2 separate regions of the Homo sapiens genome follow, and region 2 is linked to region 1. Evidence: read pairs that join two places in POLR2A ChIA-PET (ENCODE). Cell type or tissue: Caco-2. All regions are shown on one strand. Each heading gives the region's core, and the rest is flanking DNA. Links, peaks and the distances in the headings are about the cores only. Region 1 overlaps ST8SIA6 (ST8 alpha-N-acetyl-neuraminide alpha-2,8-sialyltransferase 6). Region 2 overlaps STAM (signal transducing adaptor molecule).

Region 1 (2,925 bases), core at 298-2,797:
AATAACCTACTAAATGATAATAAATGTCATATTAAAATTTTAAACATTTTTCTAGAAACGTCTCTTTGAAGATGAAGACCCACATGCTGTGACTACTTTTATCTCAATTAAGATATAAATAGGGCTTTTCAAGCACTATAATTTATGGTTAATTAATAAAATGGTTAAATATTTACAGTAGTTCCCCCTTACATATGGTTTCATCCTCTTCAGTTCCAGCCACCCATGGTGAACCACAGTCCAAAAATATTAAATGGAACCTTCCAGAAATAAACAATTCATAAGTTTAAAATCGTGGACTGCTCTGAGTGAGCTATGAAATCTCACATCATCCTGCTCCATCCTGCCTGGGATGTAAATCATCCCTCCATTCAGCAGATCCACCCTGTCTGTGCCACCTGCCTGCTGACTTAGTTACTTAGTAGCCATCTCAGTTATGAAACTGAAAGAACATAGTATACATAGGGTTCTGCATTATCTGTGGATTCAGGCATCCAAAGAGGGTCTTGAAAAATATCCCATGCAGATAAGGGGAACTACTGTATTGGGTACTTACTAAGTACATAGAAGTTATCTTGGAGATACTGATTTACTAGTCTTATGTAAGCAGCTGAGATACCAATTTGGTTTCCTATGACATCTCTTCATGGTGAAAGCCAGCCATTTTTCATCCATTGAAATGGGTGGGAACAACACAGTAATATTAAGTCAGTAGTTTTCTGAGTGATGTTCTGTGTAGATCAAAAAGTCTTTTGCAGCATTTTCACCAAGCCCCTGAAGAGCTCAGCTCTGCTTGAAAAAATTCTGCAAACGAGTACAGTGCTACAAGACTTTCAGTCAATACAGTCAATCATTTCCACTGGGTAATACTCTTTAAAGGAATAGCTAATGAGTGTATGAAAGCCAAACTAGGAGAAGTGTGTGGCTGGTAGACTGAGTTGAGCTATGCAGTGGCACCGACATTTCATCCACTAAAGGTAGAAGAGTTCAATTTACATTGTTTTCAGCTATGCACGATGGTAACTTCTAATTAGAGTGTCATGGGTATTGTCAACCAGCATGGGAAAAAGGGATCTGCAACTTTTATTTTCTCCATATCTTTAAATGTCCCTAAGACAAGTTAAATAAATATTAGAACACAGCTTCAGAGATTAACTCCTGAAGATGCCAATGTACTTCTTCACAGCCCCAGTGAAATCTCCAAAGTGCTGTACTGTATTATTTGAAAAAGCCAGGCATCCTTTTCTTTTTTTTTTTCAAGGGATGCTTCCTTTGTTCTACAAAATTAACTTATTGGGTACTGGTATTAAGTATATACTTAAGATGTGCTAGGAAATGCTGTGAGCAGTGACTAACCTCAGCCAACCAAGAGGGAATGGTGTATCTGTTTACAAAGAGGTGGGATGTGACGTAGCAAAAGCTATAGATTGGTGGAGCACACTAGGGCCGTCAACAGGGTAGAGTAAGAGAGCTGTTACCACCCCCAAATCTACAGGTGACCCAGAAAGAGCTGTGATTGTAGGTGAAGACAAGGGTGGTAGCCTTTGGTAGAAGATGCAGTCATCCCTAATCCCAGCCCACAGAGAGGGATCCATGGGAGTAAATCCCCCAAACTGTCTCTCTTTCCACCTTCCATTCTCCTGCCAATGACTCCCATAGGCCAAACCTAACCAGAACCCAAAGGGTAAGAGAAAGAGGGTCCAACTAATGTAGTCCAAGGAAGTCAGCCTCAAGGACATGCAGCAAGAAGAAAAAGCACAGATGGTAGATCTGAATGATCAGCCAAGAATTTATAGCACAAACAGCAATTTATTTATGATGTTAGTTCTCAGCATTATTTTGGGGTAACTGAATTGTACTTCAATGGAAAATTTGATACAATGCCAAAATCAAGCAGTAGCTCACAGCAAAATACAAAACAGAATTTTCAGTATCTTGAAGCTTCGTGTATTAGTCCATTTTCATACTGCTATGAAGAAATACCCAAGACTGGGTAATTCATAAAGAAAAAGAGGTTTAATGAACTCACAGTTCACCATGGCTGGGGAGGCCTCACAAACATGGAGGAAGGCAAAGGAGGAGCAAGTGTACATCTTACATGGTGGCAGGCAAGAGAATATGTGCAGGGGAACTGCCCTTTATAAAACCATCAGATCTCTTGAGACCTATTTACTGTCATGAGAACAGCACGAGAAAACCCGCCCCCATGATTCAATTACCTCCCCCCAGGTCCTTCCCACAACACATGGAGATTATGGGAGCTGTAATTCAAGATGAGACTTGGGTGAGGACACAGCCAACCATATCACTTCTTCTTCACAAATATCTGCAACCTGCAAATATATCACCAGGATAAAGAGAATCAATAAACAAATAATGAGTCTGATATTTAAGAGTTTTGAATTTCCTCTTGTCATACAATCACTGTTAGATTTCTAAAGATGAAAAAAATGATGACCCATTTTTCAAGTTTCAAGGAAATCTCCAGATGTATAAGAGAATATTGAGAGATGAAAGTGACAATTTAGTGATCTTATACCATCAGTTTTTACAAGTAAGACCTATAAATTGCAGAGTCTGATAAAACCAATAAATTCACTATTTCACCATTTCTTGAAGTTACAACAGTAAATAAGCAAGCATGCATAAAACACCTGCTAAGATTCTTAAACCATATATGAGTGGCTATTAACCTTTTGCATCTTTAATTGTCCGAACACACATAAGCAGAGCTGACCCTTCCCTCCCTCCTGACTCTCCTTTGCACCACCCCTATATCTATTACGTATCCGTACAGCACTTATCCTTTTATTTTCATATATTTATTGAAAAAATATTTATTGCGCATTTGCTATGCATGAGACACTGTTCTATGCATCAGTAATAACCAACAAAACACAAAAATCTATGTTCTCCGCCAGGCGC
Region 2 (2,925 bases), core at 157-2,656, 280 kb after region 1:
TAAGTCTGGCTCTTCATTCATTATTTGGTAACATTTTTGTTTGTTTTTAAATCTTTTTTTACATTAATATAGATGGGGTTTTGCCATATTGGCCAGGCTGGTCTTGAACTCCTAGCCTCAAGTGATCTGCCTGCCTCAGCCTCCCAAAGTGCTGGGATTACCGATGTGAGGCACCCGGGCCCAGCCAATTTGGTAATATTTTAGTGTTGTAGTTATCTTGACTTGAAACCCAAGAGGCATCTTTGAATCATTTCCCTGCCTCTGCTAAATCATCATATGTCTTTGTTTCTATAATAGAATATTTGTGTTCCCAGTCAGACTGCTTTGGGCCAGTCCACATCCTACATACTTGGACATTTTTTTAGTCTGCTTTGCTTAGTCCAGTCAGCCTCATAAATCATAAGCTAGATGAATCTTAAATGTTAATGTCACATTCTCCTGAAGTGTGATATGATAGAAAGACCTTGGGCTTTGGGCTTAAATTGCACCTGCAGCATTTACTCTTAGTAAATGGACACAATGTATAGTTGGATAGGTATAGGACCCCTTTGAATTCACTTTCTACTTTGGTAAATAGGGATAGCAATATCCATTATACATCATGCGGATGCTATGAGGATTACTTGTGAAAACACATGACATTCTGACTCTTTACCAGAGTTGAATAGGCTTCAAATATCTCAAGTTCAGCATGTTCAAAACCATTTGAAATTTTTCTTCTCAATTATGCTTTTTGTCTGTTTTGATAGTTGGTACCTAAGTTTACTTAGTCATACAAGTCGTGAACTTGGGAGTAATTCTTGACTTCTGTAGTTGTAATTTTCTACATTCTAAACAACAAATGTATCCTGTCTACCCTGTGCCAGATACCCTGGTACCGAATATGCCCTCAAGGATTCCAGGTTTAGATCACCACTCTCTCAGATTAGTACAGTAGCTTCCAGCTGTTCTTCCCTGCTTCCAGTTTTTCCCTAGTTATTTTCCAGATGGCTGATGGTGATATTTTTAAAATGTGAATGTACGCGTGGCCCCTCCGTTTAAAATATTTCTAGAGAGGGCTGGGCGCGGTGGCTCACGCCTATAATCCCAGCACTTTGGGAGGCCGAGGTGGGCGGATTATGAGGTCAGCAGATCGAGACCATCCTGGCTAACATGGTGAAACCCCATCTCTACTAAAAATACAAAAAATTAGCCGGGCGTAGTGGCGGGCGCCTGTAGTCCCAGCTACTCAGGAGGCTGAGGCAGGAGAATAGCGTGAACCTGGGAGGCGGAGCTTGCGGTGAGCCAAGATCACACCACTGCATTCCAGCCTTGGTGACAGAGCGAGAGTCCGTCTCAAAAAAAAAAAAAAAAAAAAAAAAAAAGTTCTGAAGAATCTACCGCTTTCACAGTACTTTGAACTTTTCAGCAGGGCATGTAAGGCCTCTTATATTTGGCTTCTTTGTGACTCTTGAGCCTCACCTTCCACTTTTTTCTTGCAGGTGTATTTCACTCCTTATTGGTTTTATGCCACTGTGCTCTTCAGGTGTGGATCCTCTGGCTTGACATACCTATTTGTTCATTAATCCTCAGTAGGTTTGTTTTGAGGAGATGATGCATGTAAAGCACTTAGCATAGCACCTGGCATGTAGTAACCAATGGATACGTTTTAGCTCCTTTTATAATCAAGTTAGAAATAGATGTGGGGACTATTGGATTCTAAGGTGTGCAATCAGTTACTGTTAAAACATAGGAGAGAAATGTGAAAATTCAGAATACAAGTATGTTAACCATCTGATATCCACTGGATTAAGAACTTGTATTCTTTGATTCTTCTGTCCCTATTTTACCTCTCCTCTAAGCTGTTTTTTCTAATGCCTTTAGGTTATCATTTCTGTTTTATGTTCCTCTCTGAAATGCTTCCATGCTGTTCTTTTGATACCTACTTCTTTTTCTGGTTAGCAGAGCTTCAGATTACATTTCTTTGCAGATACAGTTTCCAGGAGGATCAGGGATATTAGATGAAAGATTTTTGAAGAATTGATTTGCAAAGAGGATAATTTCTTTCAGACTTACTTTTCCATTGGCCATTTTTAATGAACTGTTACATCTTCGGGCTGACTGAATGACAGTCCTTTCCTCACCACCTAAATGTGATGCGAAGTCCTCCTGTCAGCATTTCTTACCTCCCCAGATCTTTGACAGTGATAAATTTTGAGAAAAATCAAAAGTTGCTGCTTATCAGAAAAAGTTCTCTAATCTTTTGAAAAGACTATTGAAATTCAAATGAGGCTCTGTGTATGTTTTTTCTGGGTACTGCTGGGCAGATTTCTCAATCTCCTCTTTTTGAGTATTAGTGTAAGGATATTCTCAGGATAAAATGAGATCATTATGAAGCTTTGAATTCTTTAGAAGCAAGTCTGTTATTTTTGTCACTTTTCCTTTTCCCACAAACCCTGTTTTTGTCTTAGAAAATAAATAGTTTTGACTTCATTTGCTATTCACAGAACCATGTTGTAGGTAGTTTATATCCTTCTGATTAAAAAAAAAATACTTGTTCTTTTATAACTGAGAAGAATTGTGCCACTGATTTTGATGATTTTGAGACAGCCTCAATAAATGATGTGAACAATTTTAGATTTCTGAAGTGGGTTGTGTTTCTGATCCATCCATACAAATATGAATCAGATGCTGATTCTATTTATGTGTAGGAAAGTAATAAAGTAGTTCATGAGTTTTCAACATAATATCTGCTGATAACTGTATCATATGTTCCTGGATGTATCATTAATCAAGAACTGTAAGATAGCACTCAACTATGATAGTAGGCAATTTATATTTGATCAGATAAACTGTTAACTTTTTAATAAGTTTTAATATGCTTAGCTATTATGTTTTTGAATAAGGTGGCAGGTTTTAGAATTTAAGTGTGTTCTTTTAAAAAAT

The links. ChIA-PET counts read pairs that join two places held together with the same protein. Peaks named below come from ENCODE experiments on the same cell type or tissue, not always from the same donor. Only the 100,000 strongest peaks of a DNase experiment are listed, where the experiment ranks them.
Region 2: POLR2A ChIA-PET joins it to region 1 with 11 read pairs; 2 of 35 experiments call an interaction of 5 or more read pairs at or near these places.

Annotation. Positions count from the first base shown.
Region 1 is chr10:17,365,199-17,368,123 of GRCh38, forward strand. All of the region lies in intron 3 of ST8SIA6 (ST8 alpha-N-acetyl-neuraminide alpha-2,8-sialyltransferase 6), which reads right to left. Among named protein-coding and RNA genes, the nearest start is that of ST8SIA6-AS1, 20 kb to the right of the region's middle. In Caco-2, for the core only: no CTCF peak of the experiment used is centred there; no DNase peak of the experiment used is centred there.
Region 2 is chr10:17,649,728-17,652,652 of GRCh38, forward strand. All of the region lies in intron 1 of STAM (signal transducing adaptor molecule), which reads left to right. Among named protein-coding and RNA genes, the nearest start is that of STAM, 7.0 kb to the left of the region's middle. In Caco-2, for the core only: no CTCF peak of the experiment used is centred there; a DNase peak (open chromatin) is centred at 1,274; H3K4me3 peaks cover 171 bases.